Regions from separate parts of the Homo sapiens genome. Here regions 1 and 3 are each linked to region 2. A link is a loop called in an ENCODE intact Hi-C map of the cell type or tissue named here. Cell type or tissue: dorsolateral prefrontal cortex. All regions are shown on one strand.

Region 1 (5,000 bases), 56 kb before region 2:
CACCCTTGCCCCAGCCGCCGAGCGGCTGCCTGGGCAGGAGGCGCTGAGCCGGCCTGTGTGGAGCCTGGGCCCTGATCCAGACTGGAGAAAGCGCGCTGGAGCGGAGGAGCGAGCCTTGCGAGGGGACAAACATCTGGCCGCCCGCCTCGGGCATCCGGTCTGGGCGTCGCCTAGGGTGGTGGCGACCGGCGTCGCCAGTTTCAGCACCGCACGGAAACTTTTCCTTCTCCAGATGGATTAAAGTTGTCTGGATTTTCTCTTTCTTTGAGAAAGACAGCATTCATTTGCACCTGACCTGGGATTTTTATGCTGGGCTGCTGCAGGGGCTTGGAGGAAGAAAGCGGCGCTATCCATGTGCGGTTACTACCGAAACCGAGGAAACTGGGGATTGCGTTGGAAGTCGGCACCCTCGAGTGAGTTCGGATTCGAGCTGGGCCGTGAGGCCGGGAGATTCAGCACTGGGCTCTAGGTAGCCCCCGGGACGCCCGCGGCCACCGGGCTCCGGACTGCACGTGCAGCTCCCCCCGCGCCTCGCAGATCCTGCAGGGGGCACCAGCTGGGGGAGGTGGAGGCTCCTCCCGCCCGGAGCTGCGCCCCCACCGGCTCCGAGGGTGTAGCCGCCAGCGCCTGGGACGCCCCCTCCCCGCAAAGTGTCCCCGAATTGCACTCTCTGGTCCCGGAGCTGCATCTGAGACAGCCGGGCGCCACGGCAGCCCTGAGTTGGATGTGACCAAGCCCAGCCTGGGGCCAAGTCGTCGTCGACTGTTGCTCTCTCGGACCCCTCCCGCCCCCGCCTCGGCCATGGCCCCGGGGATGTCGGGCCGCGGCGGCGCCGCCCTGCTCTGCCTCTCAGCGCTACTCGCCCACGGTAAGTGTCGCGGCGCGGACTGGGGGTGAGGATGCGGCAGGCGCCACTGGAGGGGGTACGGGGAAGACTGGGGAGAGGAGCACCCACACCCCCTGGACTCGCAGCCGCCACTCCGGGTTTGGCGTCTCTGGCTGCAGCTCGAGTTACCGCCAGCCCCCGAGCCCTCCGGCGAGCTCAGCTGAGGGGACCGAGCCCGGCGCCAGAAAAGGGTGGGGGGAGGGTGTCGCTCCAGTCCTCTCCTGGTTATAAAGAAGGGTTCGAACCCGAAGGTCTGGGGTCGTGTCCGCCCACGGAAATCTAGAGGGATCCGAGGGATCCTCCGGATCGCGTCCAGGCCGCCCCCCGCCCCCGTCTCTCCCTGCAGCCGGCCGGGCTGGGGGCTGTTGGGATCCGCCGGGATCGCGTCTTTCCTCGCCCCGGGCGCGCAGGCCGGTGCGGGGCCGCGCCGCCCGTCGCCTCGCTTCCTGCGGCGGTCCTCGGGAAGGGAAGTGGACTGACTCCGGGCCGGGGAGCCGCCGCGGCTCGCACGCCCGCGGTCCTGTGAGCTGCATCTAAATGGCCGGCTTAGGCGAGCCCGGAGGGCGGGGGTCTGGGCACCCGCACAGGCCGGGGCGGTGGGCCGCGGGCCGCGCGCGGAGGGAGCGGGCTCCGCGCTCTCGCATTCTGCAATCTGTTGCGTCTGCTCCCCAGGCTCGCCCCGGGCTCCGCGGTAAAGGGGGTGGGAGAAGGAGGGATTGAGGTTGGCGCGCTTTGGCGGTGGGACAGCGGGCATACGGGTGGGGGGCAGCGGGTTTTTGAACAGCCCCCAAGAATGGGAAATCAGACCAGAGGGAAGGAGGCTGCAGCGGGCCTTCCGCAAGCTGGAGACGCTCCAGGAGGCGAGGGGAGCAGACCGAGGTGGGAGGGAGAGAGCTCCGAAAGGAGAGTGGAGAAGCGGGGCCCTCTGCTCCCTCCTAACGTGAAACCAGCCGACCTGGGATACATTTTCTTAACCAGCAAGGCGTGGCGGGGTTGGGGGGCGGGGGTGTTTCGATGCTCCACGCTGAGGGGTGAGCCTCAGGCAGAATGGAGGGCGCTTAGATGGAGGGGGCAGTGGGCTCTCCGCATTGGTGGAGCGCCCTCGGTGTGCCGGGCTCAGCTCTTGCCCAGATCTGCCCAGTCCCTAAGAGCCTGCTCAAGCTCGCCAGGAGTGTGCCCAAGGTCTCTAACCAGCGGCCTCTTTCACCCTGACCAAAGCGCATTCTCAAGGTTGAGAGAATAAGAAAAAGAGGGGCTCTCGGAATCGTAGGGTCCTGGGGCTAGGAGGGGGGCGGGGAGCAGGCAGACCTCCCTCTATGGGTGGCTTGGTTATTCCCGGCTGAGGTAACACCAGGGGGGGTTGTTTTGCGTTCAGTTCACCAGAGACAGCTAACCTCAGTTCTCTATGGGAGGAATAGGCAGAGCAGCGAGCCAGCAGGGGGGCGAGGGTGAGGTGGGGCGAAGTGGGAGCATAGCGGGGAACCAGAAATCTCTAGGCTCTGTGTGCAACACTGAGAATGAAGGTGGGGGAGAGGGAGGTGGGCTGCCTGTCTGCGCACTGGAGCTGCATGGGCTGCACTTGTGACCTAGCACTGGCCGGCAGGGAGTTTCCCTGCCCAGTAGGAGGAAGCCCAGAAACCCAGGCCTGAGTCTAGGTGGGTTCTTCCCCTCTTCTTACATCTTGCTGTCGGAGTTCCCTTCCCAAAGCCCAACCATGGCGTCACCTCAAACGCTGATGATGGGCAGCTCAAACTCTGTCATTAGGGTCCCTCTGCCCACCTTCCCGATCCCTGAGCCTGGAATTAAAGATCCCTTTCCCTTCCTCACCTGCCAGAATCCTGCCTGTTCCTAAGACGCAGTTCCAGCTGGGCCTTAGCGTCCTGGCTGCCTTCCCTTGGTCTTGGCCTTGGCCTCCTTTTTTCCTTAGGCACCAGTGCCCTCTCTGTGCCCCAGTAGTCCTGGATTGGTGGAGGCAGAGCCATGGGCTTATTCCCTGTCTCTCCACACAGCCAGTGCCTAACACAGTGACAGCACACCTAGGGCAGAGGGCTTGGCTGCCTGAGCAGAAAGAAGGTATTTGAGGAGGTAGGGTCTGAATCGCCCTACTGAGCGGACATTTCCCCTCCTGACTATCTGGCTTCCTTTCCAACCTCCTTCCCTGAGTCCTGAACTCTCTTCTCCATCGCATGTCTCAGTCTCCCCTGCCTCAGAGAAGGGTGCCAGCAGATACTTAAAACTTGGGGGATCCCCCAGATGGGTAAGGCCAGTATGATAGAAATCCCCCCACAATAAAACCCCATCTTGCCTGGGCTGCCCTCCTCCTCCAGGGCTGCCTGACACCCACGTAGCCACCCCTTCCCTCTGTTAAGAATAGGGTCCGGGGACTTAGTCTCCCTTTAAACTGACTCTTGGTTGGGGTTCCGGGGCTTTTCTAAAATGCTGGGAGATAGAGGGACAGTTGCAGTTTTCTGTGCCTGGCAGGCAATTGAGGTCACAGGGTTCTGACCACACAGCCAGACTGGGAGCCAAGTAGCCTGGGTTTCAGTCTGACTCTGGCGCCACCGGGCAGGGTGACCTTGGGCTGCCTCCCTCACATTCCCCATCTTCCACAGGCAGCGTGGTCTCTGGCCTTTCTTTCCCCTTTCCAGTTTCTGCCAGGACTCCTGGACAGAGACCATGTGTGAATGGAGCCTTACTACCTTTTCAGGGCCCAGTTCAGCCCATGAGATAGGCAGAGTGGTGTGTTTGGGCACCTCTACACTGTTCCCAGTCTCCAGCCCTCTTCCAGGGAACATCTGTGAAGGCCACTTTCTTGTATCTAATATTTGGGGAGACTCCCAGCCCCACTGTTAGTTTGAATAGGAGTTTAGGGGTCAGCGTGGTGGATAAATCTGTTAGAGGGCTGATTATGTCAGCTCACTACTCAGGAACAATTACTGGTTCCCCACAGCCTCTAGGATCAAGGGCACACTCATTGCCCTGGCATCCAAAGCCATTTATGATCTTGTCCAAATCCACATCTTTACTTCAAAGATACTGGCCTCTCGCCATCCTCCGTGTGCCCTATGAGGTATTGCTTTTCTCACTTTCCTGCCTTTCTGCTTTTGCACCCACCAGCCCCTCCATCTGGAATACTTTGCCTCCAGAAATTCTTACTTAACCTTCAAAGCGGAGTTCAAATGTCACCTCCTCCAGGGAGCCTCCGTAGATTACCCCCTAGCTTCTCACCAGCAGTCCCCATACCCTGATAGAAATAAATGAACTTTTTCCATGACTTCTTTGGTACTTCATGCTACTTTTCTAGCACTTTTTCCTCATAGGCTGCTGTGTGAGGGGTATACATGGGCATGCTTACCTGTGCAATCCTCCTGATCCCCACGTTCTTGCATTTAGGGCAGGAGCCATGTCTTCTATGTGTTTGCATGGCTCTCCAGTGTTTGACACATAGCAGGTGCTCAGAAGAAATGGATGGGGTAGGAGGACAACTCTGTATTGAGGGACCCTCCCAGCATCAGTTGAAAAGGGAGCTCTGGGGTAGAGGGCAGAAGAGGGGCAGGGGAGGAGACAGGCAGAGATACCACAAAGAGAGCAAGAGGATGGAGCAGGCCCATGCCATGCCCCTTGAGTGGGCACATACAAGACCCATGTGTCTCCGGTGACATGTTATGACATGGTCTCACAGGATACAAATGTAGTGTCCAGGGTCATTCTGAATACATGGTCTCAAAACGTGTCCTCACCTCCATGATCCCCAGCCCAGCAACCTTGAGTTTCTCCTGCGGGTTGTGTCCACACCCCTACCCCATCCCCCGATCACCCAAGCCCTGAGCCCTTTTGGAGATGCAGGAGGAACACAGCAGGACAGGGTAAGCACCAGCCCTTGGGAGACCCCTTTATTGCCGGGCGTGAGGGATGATGCTTGCTTCGCCTCTCCCACACCCATCTTTCTTCTGGCCACATGCAGCCGTATTCACAACATAGCCTTGTTAATGTTTAAGACCAGTAGGTGGGGATGTGTTATAAACTTGGTGGCAGGAAATGAGCTTTATTGGAATCCATTCTGAGGACGGCTGGTGCTTCGCTGTGGGAGATAAGGCCACTGTGGAATACCAGA
Region 2 (5,000 bases):
CCCTATGGCCACAACATCTACATGGGAGGTCAGAGCAAGGTCTTGCTTGCTGCTCTTGCCACCTGAGATGTTCCCTCTGAGGGTCTCCCTCCTGGATTCACAGAGGGCTGTCACCTCCACATCACCCCCAGGAAGTACCCTCACTCAACTCTGGAGCCCCAAGTATACACCACAGGCATAGCCACAGGATGAAAGTGGAAAGGTGACAGATGAGAGTCCTGGGGAGTGAGGAGGTGACAGGTGAGAGTCCTGGGGAGTGAGGAGGTGAGCATCAAGTGCTGAGCCCGGAGTTAGGACACGGGTCCTCTGTCCCTAACTCACTCCATCACCCCAAGGCAATCACTTCTCTCTGAACCCTGCTTCCTCATCTGGAGGGAGGGCAATCCTCAGAAGGTTTTAGCCAACAGGCAGAAGTGGGGAGGGGGTGTGTATTCTCAACAGCCTGTTGTCTGATGGGGGTAAGCCCAAGGTTAGGCATGGAGATATGGAGCTATTCCAGCAGCAGAAGGGACTTGAATTAGACCCAAGGCAAAACTTACCTTTAGGTTATCCAGGGGAGAAGGGTGAAGTGGACAAGGGCATCCTCAGAGCAGTATGAGGCCTGGATGCCATGGTCTGGGATTTACCCTCCCCACACCCTGTGAGGAGGACTCTCACTTGAACAGTAGTTCCTGAATGCCCGCCACAGGTCACAGGCACAGTTCCAGTGCTGAGAATACAGCAGGGAGCCAGAGACCCGTGGTCCCTGCCCCTACAGAGCCCAGGATCTAGCAGGAAGCCAGCTGAACCAGCTCTTTGACTCCTATCCCCTCCTTCTCCTTCTCCTCCAGGAAGCCCTACTGAGCCTCTGGCTCTCCTACAGTGATGGCACCACAGCCCCACTCTCCCTCTACAGCCCACGAGACTATGGACTGCTAGTGAGCAGCCTGGATGAGCATGTGGCCACTGTGACCCAGGACCGGGCCTTCCCTCTGGTAGTGGCTGAGGCCGAGGGGTCAGGGGAGCTGCTTCGCGCAGAGCTAACCATCGCTGAGAGCTGCCAGAAAACCAAACGCAAGAGTGTGCTCGCCACGACCCCTGTGGGCCTGCGGGTGCACTTTGGGAGGGACGAGGAGGACCCCACTTATGACTACCCGGGCCCCAGCCAACCAGGGCCCGGCGGGGGCGAGGACGAGGCCCGGGGAGCTGGCCCGCCGGGCTCTGCGCTACCCGCACCGGAGGCTCCAGGCCCGGGCACCGCCAGCCCCGTCGTGCCACCCACAGAAGACTTCCTGCCGCTGCCCACCGGCTTCCTGCAGGTGCCACGGGGTCTGACAGACCTGGAGATCGGCATGTACGCGCTGCTGGGCGTCTTCTGCCTCGCCATCCTCGTCTTCCTCATCAACTGCATCGTTTTTGTGCTGCGCTACCGGCACAAGCGCATCCCGCCCGAGGGCCAGACCAGCATGGACCACTCTCACCACTGGGTGTTCCTGGGCAACGGGCAGCCGCTGCGGGTGCAAGGAGAGCTGTCGCCGCCAGCAGGCAACCCGCTGGAAACCGTGCCCGCCTTCTGCCACGGCGACCACCACAGCAGCGGCAGCTCGCAGACCAGCGTCCAGAGCCAGGTGCACGGCAGGGGCGACGGCTCCTCGGGCGGCTCAGCCCGAGACCAAGCCGAGGACCCCGCCAGCTCGCCCACCTCCAAGCGCAAGCGGGTCAAGTTCACCACCTTCACCACGCTGCCGTCAGAGGAGCTGGCCTATGACTCGGTGCCCGCGGGCGAAGAGGACGAGGAGGAGGAAGAGGACCTGGGTTGGGGCTGCCCGGATGTGGCGGGCCCCACGCGGCCCACTGCACCCCCGGACCTGCACAATTACATGCGCAGAATCAAAGAGATTGCATAGAGGCGCCAGCCGGAGTAGCAGGGACCCCCCCCCCCAACGGGGTCAGCTCGGGGTAGGACACAGCCGGGACCCCGGTTCACACTGACTCTGGGCGGCTGAATTGATTTTGTACTCCCTGCCCCTGCAGCTTGGCTCCGTGCGGAGCGGGCCGCCTCAGTGTCTGGGCCTTCCCTCGCCTCACGCCATTACCCTCTTCTGCCCCCTGCAGGTGGAGGGCTCTTCCTCCAGTGGCTCGTAAGGAGGAAAGCAACCCCAGCCTCTGTTCTGCCCTTTCCAAACCTCCTCCCATCTTAAGCAACCCCCTGCCCCAAGAGTGAGGCAAGGAGGTCCAGCTTGGGGTCAGGTGGGCCCACGCTGTGTCCCGGGCCCGCCTCCCGTCCCCCGTGTCGTCCCCCTGTGCAGGGGGTTCTGTGGGGGTCTTGTGTCACAGGCTGCACAAAGACTTTCCTCAAACTAATATTCAGGGATTTCTGTCCTGCAGGGTGGGGAGGTGGCAGCTGCCTGCCCTGCCAAGGATCTTGCTGTGGACGAAATATCTGGGGGTTAGGGGGACAGTTGTAGCATCTGCTGGCATTCGGGTGCCTCCCAGGACCTGGGAGCTGACTCTACAGAGAGGTCTGGTGCCAAGCCAGGCACCTTCCTGAGTTCTCAGGACTCCCACCTCTGCCCCAAGGGCTTTGGGCAGGGACCTAAAGGGGAAAGAGTCCTGGATCCATCTCTAGCCAAATCACACCCCAGAGCCAGAGGCCTGGGGACCTCCTTGCCTTCCCCGTCCCCCACAGCAAGGTCAACACTACTACGCCTTAGCCACCCGTCACCCTGCTGACTGCGACTTCCCTCTGCAGCACAGGGCAGGCAGCCACCTATGCCCCACAAGACGGAACCCGGGAGGGGAGTAGAGGGCACCAGGGAATGCTGTGAGGGACTTCAGGGTGGGCAAATGCAGAAGGGAGCCAGTGTCGCCCCTACCCCATCCCACAGCCATTTTTCTCTCGGGTTCTACCCACCACTGTGTCGGATTTTTCTTAAATAAATGGAAGCGGTCAGACTGGAGGTGGGGGCAGCAGCTCCCATGAACAGAGAGTACATGGTGGCTGGCTCTGTCTCTTCCTTATGTGCATGGGCAAACATACACACATACACAAGCAAGTGCACACATGCACACACACACACTCACACACTGTGGGCACACTACATGACATGAGACCAAAACTCGGCTAGACCAGGCTGTGGTCCCGCTCTTCCTCCCCCAACATGCAGGTCCTTTAAGACCCTCTGGTACTTTGGGATGCCCAGGTCAAGGGATGAAGAATCCGCTGACCCACAAATGTGCCCTTATAAAGAGGTGCTTCCTCTAAGGCTCTGTTCTGATTGGCTCAGGGGAGGGAAGGGCAGGCCTCGGGACTGCAGAGAAAGGTCTTCTGGGGGGCACAGAAAACTAAGGAGAGAGGTGAGAGGGTTGGTGTGCCTACCTGAGTTACTTCAGCTTCCTTCACTGCCCACCTCTCAGAGGTGGCCCTCCCTGTAACCACCTCTCAGGGAATCCTCCCTTCTCTCCCCCTTGCGGCTGATGGAGAAAGCCTGGGGATCTACATGTTAGAAACCAGGCAGGAGAGAGCACAGGCATGTTGGGGTGCCCCTCCCCACCAGTGGGCCGCGGACTAGCTGCATCTTATGCCACACTTGACCTGTGAGTGTGCACACAGCCTGTCATGAGGCCCTGGGAGCCCACACCCCAGCACAGGCAGCAGCCTAGGGGGCACAGGAGCTCAGGCCTGAGAGGGGCAGGAGCTCAGCCAAGGCTACCTGGCCAGCCTCCAGTGCCCATAGACAGGTGGCTCTGGCAGCCACTTTTGGAAAGGAAAGGAACACTAACCAGCATGTGTCCCAGAAGCAGCCAGCAGCAGAACTGGGGCTACACTGGCACCTGCCCAGACATGCTGTTCCCCACTCTGGAAGGAAGCCTGGCCTCCCACAATCATCTGCTCAGCTGATGGTGCAGCCTAGGGTGGTTGTGAGGATTAAATAGGATCATGTATGGAAAGCACTCTGCACAGCTCCCGCAGACAGCATGCCTAGTACAGACAGCTGCGCGTAGAGGATATCAATGAATGGACTTTGGCACAACCAGGTCTTAATTTTCAGGCAAGGCATAGGTCTGAAAGGAAGACTAGAGACTGACCAGCTGTGCCCAAGATACGTTTAGCAACAAAGAACAGGTGCAACTCAGCAGCAAGTAAGGAGCTACCAGAAAGCTGAGCCCAAAGCAGAACCACAGGGGAGCTTGGCGCGGGGGCGGGGGGGGGGTCTCCTTGAGCTCCCAGAACAACAGATATCTGCCATTCAAACACTGCCCTGACTACATACTCCTGGAAGGGTATGGGGGTCTCAGTCATTTTTTAACCCGCTTGTGCTTAACCTGGTGCCTGGAATCAGCAAGTGCTCAACAAATGATTGCCTACCAAATTAAGTCCAAATGCAAACTCTAAATGGCTTTCACATTATCCCATATTGGGGGATTTTGCACACTCTACCACCTTACTTGAGGTTCATCACCTCATCCCCTTGGAGTTCTTATAAGAGAGAGATGAGGAGGGCAGGGATGTGAGTTGAGGAAGAATACCTTACGTTGGGGAAGTGTGCCAGGTGGGGTGGGTTGCTGCTGTGAAACTTGGAACATGGAGCATTTGTTTCTTCAGTGCATTAAGCTCCTGCTACACCCTGGACCCTGATGGGGAGTCTGGGAAGCAAAACTGTGGATCCGTCCTCAAGGAGCCCCCAGCCCCGTAAGGAAGATGGACAAGTCATCTGCCCACTGTCATCTGGGATGATGACAGACCTTTACCCTGGGTTGACAGGGCACAAAGGAGGAGAGGAGAAGACAACTGAAGCTGAGTTTGCTGAGGACAAGGCCAGGGACAGTCCGGTAAGGAGGACAGAAGTTACAGACTCCACACCCTGTGTTTTGCTGCCTGACTTTGCACTTGCTTTCCCTATGCCTGGAACATGAGTCCCTGGTGAGAGGGGAAGCACAGAAAACACACATGCAAAGGCGCAGAGACCAGAGAGGGTGATCGGTCCAGCAAGGATGGGAATCAGGCTCAGACATGAGGT
Region 3 (5,000 bases), 96 kb before region 2:
ATACAGTCTGCATCACACTTACTCAAATCTGCTATTGTAGCACAAAGGCAGTCAGAGACAAATACATTACAAAATGGATGTGGCTGTGTTCCAATAAAACTTTATTGACAAAAACAGGTGGCAGGCCAGATTTGGGCCCCAGGCTGTAGTTTGCCAACCCCTCACCCATATGATCTCTAGGGTTTCTTTTCTTTTCTTTTCTTTTTGAAATGGAGTCTCACTCTGTTGCCAGGCTGGAGTGCAGTGGCACAATCTCGGCTCACTGCAACCTCCACCTCCCGGGTTCAAGTGATTCTCCTGCCTCAGCCTCCCGAGTAGCTGGGACTACAGGCGCCCGCCACCATGCCCAGCTAATTTTTGTATTTTTTAGTAGAGATGGCGTTTCACCACATTAGCCAGGATGGTCTTGATCTCTTGACCCTGTAGATCCACCTGCCTCGGCCTCCCAAAGTGCTGGGATTACAGGCGTGAGCCACCGCACCCAGCCTGATCTCTAGGGTTTTTGTTAACCCGCTGGTGTTCCGTGGCTTATGTATGAGAGAAAGGCCTAGACTAAAGATTGAAAAATGGTGATCCGAGGCCACATCCAGCCCGCTGACAGGTTTTGTTCGACCCAGAGTGTTTATTTTTGTGATGATTTTTTAAAACATACCCAAAAGCAAAGACGAGCATAATTAACCTGCATATACATACCATCCAGCTTCCCTATCACCATTTTGTCAATCTCATCTCATCTATCCCCAACACACCTTTTAGTTTCTGAAATATTTTAAAGCAAATCCAGACATTATATTATCTCACCCATAAATACTTCAGTGTGTCTCTCTAGCAGACAAAGACTTTTTAAAACCGTAACCACAAAACCATTATCACCCTAACAAAATGAAGAATAATTCCTTATTAGTGTCTATTTAAATTTTCCTAATTGTCTCAAAAATGTCTTTTTACAGGTGGTTTGTTTGAATCCAAATAAGGTCTATGCATTGTATTCATACAGAGCTTTTAAATTTTTGAATTAGTTGTCAACATGTGAAAATCTGGATTTCACATAAACATCAGGTTTTCAGCTTGTCTTGAAAAAAACCTGGAAGATCTTGCAACTTTGCCGCCTCCTTCCCCAGCAGCAGGAGATCAGTCGGCACACAATTTAGACAATGACCTGCCTTCTCCTGCCCCCACTATGGCCCCCACATTGTCACCCCTTCAACAGAATCCCTGAGGGCATTAGAGTTTGCCATTTCTACTTTTGCCGATCCACTCGCTCCCTCTCCCCTCCTATACAAAGTCACTCGAGCCATTCCCTGGCCTACTTTGCCCTCCACCTATGCCAAAGCTGCCCCTTTATCATTATTTTTCCTCCTTCAAAGCAAATTTTCAGAGTGTATCTGATTCCAGAAGGGTGAGCAGAGAAGAGGGATTTGCCCAGCATGATCAGCCACCCCTCTAGCCCCTTGGGGTGGCTGCTTACAGGGAATTCAGGAAAGCTCCCCAGACCCCCTACACACACACCCTCCCACGCTGGCTCAGTTTGTGCCTGTTGCTCACAGAGCACAGAAACCTTGCTTTCAGGTGGAAAGAGAACAAGCCTGCCTCAAATTTGCTGTGTGACCTTGAAGAAATCACTCTCCCTTTCTGGGCCTCAATTGCCCCTTTTATACAATGAAGGAGTTCATGAGGGGGAAGGTCGGGGAAGAGGATGGTCCAAATTGAATTGCCAGGTGAGACATGAACATTCTGGAGCGGACAACCTTGTGATCCTGGGATTCTGTTGGCCGTACACGGCCTCTTCACCTCATCACTAGGATGGCCAAGGGAGGAGGGAGAGGGGAGGGGACATGAAATGGATCAAGAGCAAGGCCAGGAGAGGTGCCACCTTCAGGTCTGAGCAGGAGGGGGAAATAACACACACCCCTACTTTCCCTTCCACCTTCTCAGGCCATCATCTTCTGACTGTGGGTGCACATTGGTTCATGATTCTCTTTCCCTTTGGGTATTGACTGGTCCTGTCTGGCCATGCCTCAAGAATGGCACATATAGGATATCCACCAAGGTAGGAAAGATGCTAAGGCTGGCTGTGAGCCTCTGTGGGGGTGTGTCCACATAGGGAAGAAATGGGATGGTGGTGATAGGTTCAGGGTCTGAAAAATATGATTCAGACAGTGGCCCATCCTGGGTGTTCAGTCATGCCAAGGAGTCCAGCTTCAGGAAAACCAGGTGGCAGTCCCAGCCCGGTGGGGCAGTCAAACACATAAACAAGCAATTACAACAAAATGCGGTAAATACCAGAGTAAAAACATGCATCAGACACCTTGGAAACATAGAGGAAACGATCTATTTGTTCATCCAGTTATATGTACCCCAACCGTGTTCCAAAAATGATATGTACCCCAACCGTGTCCCAAAAACGATTTCAAGAGGCCAGCAAAGCTCAATACAGATAACAAAGTGAAAATTAAGTAAATGAGGAAAGGGAAATGATGCAGGAAGAACAAGATGAAATCAAGGGTAAAGTTAATACCCAAAATATCTGCCGAGAGTTTCTACACTTTTGCTAGAATTAAGCCACAGACTTGGCGCTGAGCTTCCTAGCAGTTGATGCAAAAGGAGAAAGCCCGGGAGTTGTCAAATATACAGTGTTCCTAAAAATACAGTCTGAAAATAGCTCTGGAGATGCTCAAGCAATCCTGAGGCTGAGACCAGAGAGATAATTTCCTCTCTAGGCTGTTCTAAGGAAGAGCCCCTAAAGCCACGGGAGCAGTATGCGGAAACTCTCTGCACCATATTTGCAACTTTCCTGTAAATCTCAAAATGTTCCAAAATTAGATTTAAAATAGAAAATCCACAGGTAGAGCCCAATTGTAGCTCCAAGTGCCCCTCCGCACTGCACGGACCTGACATAAATTGGTGCTATTCCGATTTGTAACTCCAGGGGGCGCCATGCACACAGGCACAAGGTCTGACACATAGTAGGTTCTCTATATTGTAAATATCAACTGATAAACCCTTGAGTGGTCAAAATGGACATTTTGGGGGCCTCGAGAAAGGACTGTCTATTATACATGAAGGATATGGACCCTGAACTGAGGGAGTACTTACTAGATAATCCCAGGTGTTTAGGGGCATTTTAAACTACCTTGATAGGCATCAATAATTTGACATTTTCGTCTATGCCTATTGGTTTCTGTAAATGTCATGTCCTTGGGCAGTAACAAAGTCACAGGATAGAATTTAGAGTAGGATTTGCAGAACCATGACAAGATTTGGGAGAACCATTTTGAATAAGCAATTGGACTTTAACTGGCTCTCTTTTTTTCCCTTTTTCAAAACTATTAACTTTAAAGTGACACAATAATTTTCTTTCAGTAAAACTATAGTTGTTCATCACCAGAACATTATCCGGGATATCTGTCCTTAAGGCTACAAGGAAAACAAGATGACGGGAAGGAAATGGAAGGCATGAGAAAGATGCTATGCTGAATTCTGAATGTTGTCACATATGGCCTGCCTTATTTTAGTCACATTAAAATCCCTAGTTGATCTCTAGACCAATACAACAAACCACAGCCTAAATCTGTGACTGGGCCTCACACAAAATGATGGAATTCTTAACCAGAACATGATTCTTAGTGCGAATATATAATCCTTTAGTAAAAATGCTGTGGTGTACTTTTTAGCTATACCTTTGTAATATGGATACATCTACCTGAGATTCCCATTTCCAGCCGCCACTCCCTCAGCAAAACCAAAACAAAACAAAACAAAAGACCCAGGGTAATGGGATAAATAAGCAATGGTCTCTAATCATGCAGTTGATACAACAGTAAGCTTCCTAGGGCAGGAACGTCAGGGAAGCTTTCCCAGAAGAGGTGACTTTGGGCTAAGTCCTCAAGGATAAGTAGGAGGTTGCCAGTTCGACAAGGGAGAAACAGGGGAAGGCAAGGACTTTTAGGCAGATGGGAAAGCAGTGATACCTTCCATTTGCCCCTTTGGAATCACTCTCTCCACCCTCCTCTGGGACCCATAGCTTCCCACAGAGTTTGGCCAAGGGGATGCTGAAGATGTTGGTGCTTCCCCTGCTGCAGCCAGCATCGACTTCCTGCCTGAACTTTGAGTGGAGGAATTAGAGGAGGGCGTCTAAAGATGGAGCTAATGGTGCACTTTAATTGGGAAAGATGAACATGTGGGTTCCAGGGCATACACACTCCCTGCTCTCTGTGTGGAAGATGATGCCAGAAGCCTTTCCAAGGTGAGTTACAAACAAAGTGCCCCAACCAGCCTGCTCACCAAACCTCCTAATTATGCCAGCCTTGAGCCAAAAATTCTATCCTAACCCAATGGGAGGGTGGAGGTCAGAGGGATACAGCTGTCTGCCTGAGTTCCAATCACAGGTCTGAATAGGTCATTTCTTGTATCACGCATTTCCCCCAGAAAGGGCTGAAATGCTTTTCCAACACAGGAGAGGTCAGAATAGGACCAGTCACAAAGCCAGAGCTTGTGGTCTCAGAGAAGCTGCCCAGGAGCCTCCGGGCTTCCACTCCTCTGCCCACACATCCTCCCAACCTTGGTCTTGTGGCATCTTTCCAGACACTGTCAGGGATGGTAGGCCATGGAAAGATTCAAAGACCAGGACAGTGGTGCTCAGAACTTTGGTGCACAACAGACTTCAGGGAGAATGTTGACAATAAAAACATCAGGATGGTTTAGGGCATCTGTGTGGTTAGCAAACTCCCTGTGTGTCTCTGAGGCATGCCAGAGTTTGAGCCTACTGGACAAAGGAAATCCTCAGATGGAAAAAGGATGGATGTCTCTATTTGGTAAGCATTTATTATTGTCACTACTACTATTAATATTGTTAGAAGAATTGAATTTTACAGCAAATGTTGTAATAGTCAAGTAGCTGAATGATAATTACCAATAATGATAATATCATGATTTGCAGCTACTGTGTACCAGGCTCATTTTGTGCATGAAAACATATCCTTACGTAAATAAAATGTGGT

What was found. A loop is a pair of places that touch in the nucleus more often than their neighbours do. Peaks named below come from ENCODE experiments on the same cell type or tissue, not always from the same donor. Only the 100,000 strongest peaks of a DNase experiment are listed, where the experiment ranks them.
Region 1: it touches region 2 in a loop (6-fold over the local background); 18 of 110 quality-filtered maps call a loop at or near these places.
Region 3: it touches region 2 in a loop (10-fold over the local background); 72 of 110 quality-filtered maps call a loop at or near these places.

The regions. Positions count from the first base shown.
Region 1 is chr17:34,580,276-34,585,275 of GRCh38, forward strand. It overlaps TMEM132E (transmembrane protein 132E), which reads left to right. Exons shown (of 9, transcript NM_001304438.2): 1 at 1-868. The coding sequence starts at 802. Among named protein-coding and RNA genes, the nearest start is that of TMEM132E, 3.2 kb to the left of the region's middle. In dorsolateral prefrontal cortex, a CTCF peak has its summit at 4,923 (motif pointing right); DNase peaks (open chromatin) are centred at 103, 464 and 665; H3K4me3 peaks cover 2,806 bases; H3K27ac peaks cover 3,081 bases.
Region 2 is chr17:34,636,347-34,641,346 of GRCh38, forward strand. It overlaps TMEM132E (transmembrane protein 132E), which reads left to right. Exons shown (of 9, transcript NM_001304438.2): 9 at 831-2,972. The coding sequence ends at 1,886. Among named protein-coding and RNA genes, the nearest start is that of TMEM132E, 59 kb to the left of the region's middle. In dorsolateral prefrontal cortex, a CTCF peak has its summit at 2,090 (motif pointing left); DNase peaks (open chromatin) are centred at 2,065 and 3,815; H3K4me3 peaks cover 838 bases; H3K27ac peaks cover 786 bases.
Region 3 is chr17:34,539,988-34,544,987 of GRCh38, forward strand. No RefSeq gene overlaps it. Among named protein-coding and RNA genes, the nearest start is that of TMEM132E-DT, 37 kb to the right of the region's middle. In dorsolateral prefrontal cortex, CTCF peaks have their summits at 2,925 (motif pointing right) and 3,129; a DNase peak (open chromatin) is centred at 2,894; H3K27me3 peaks cover 363 bases.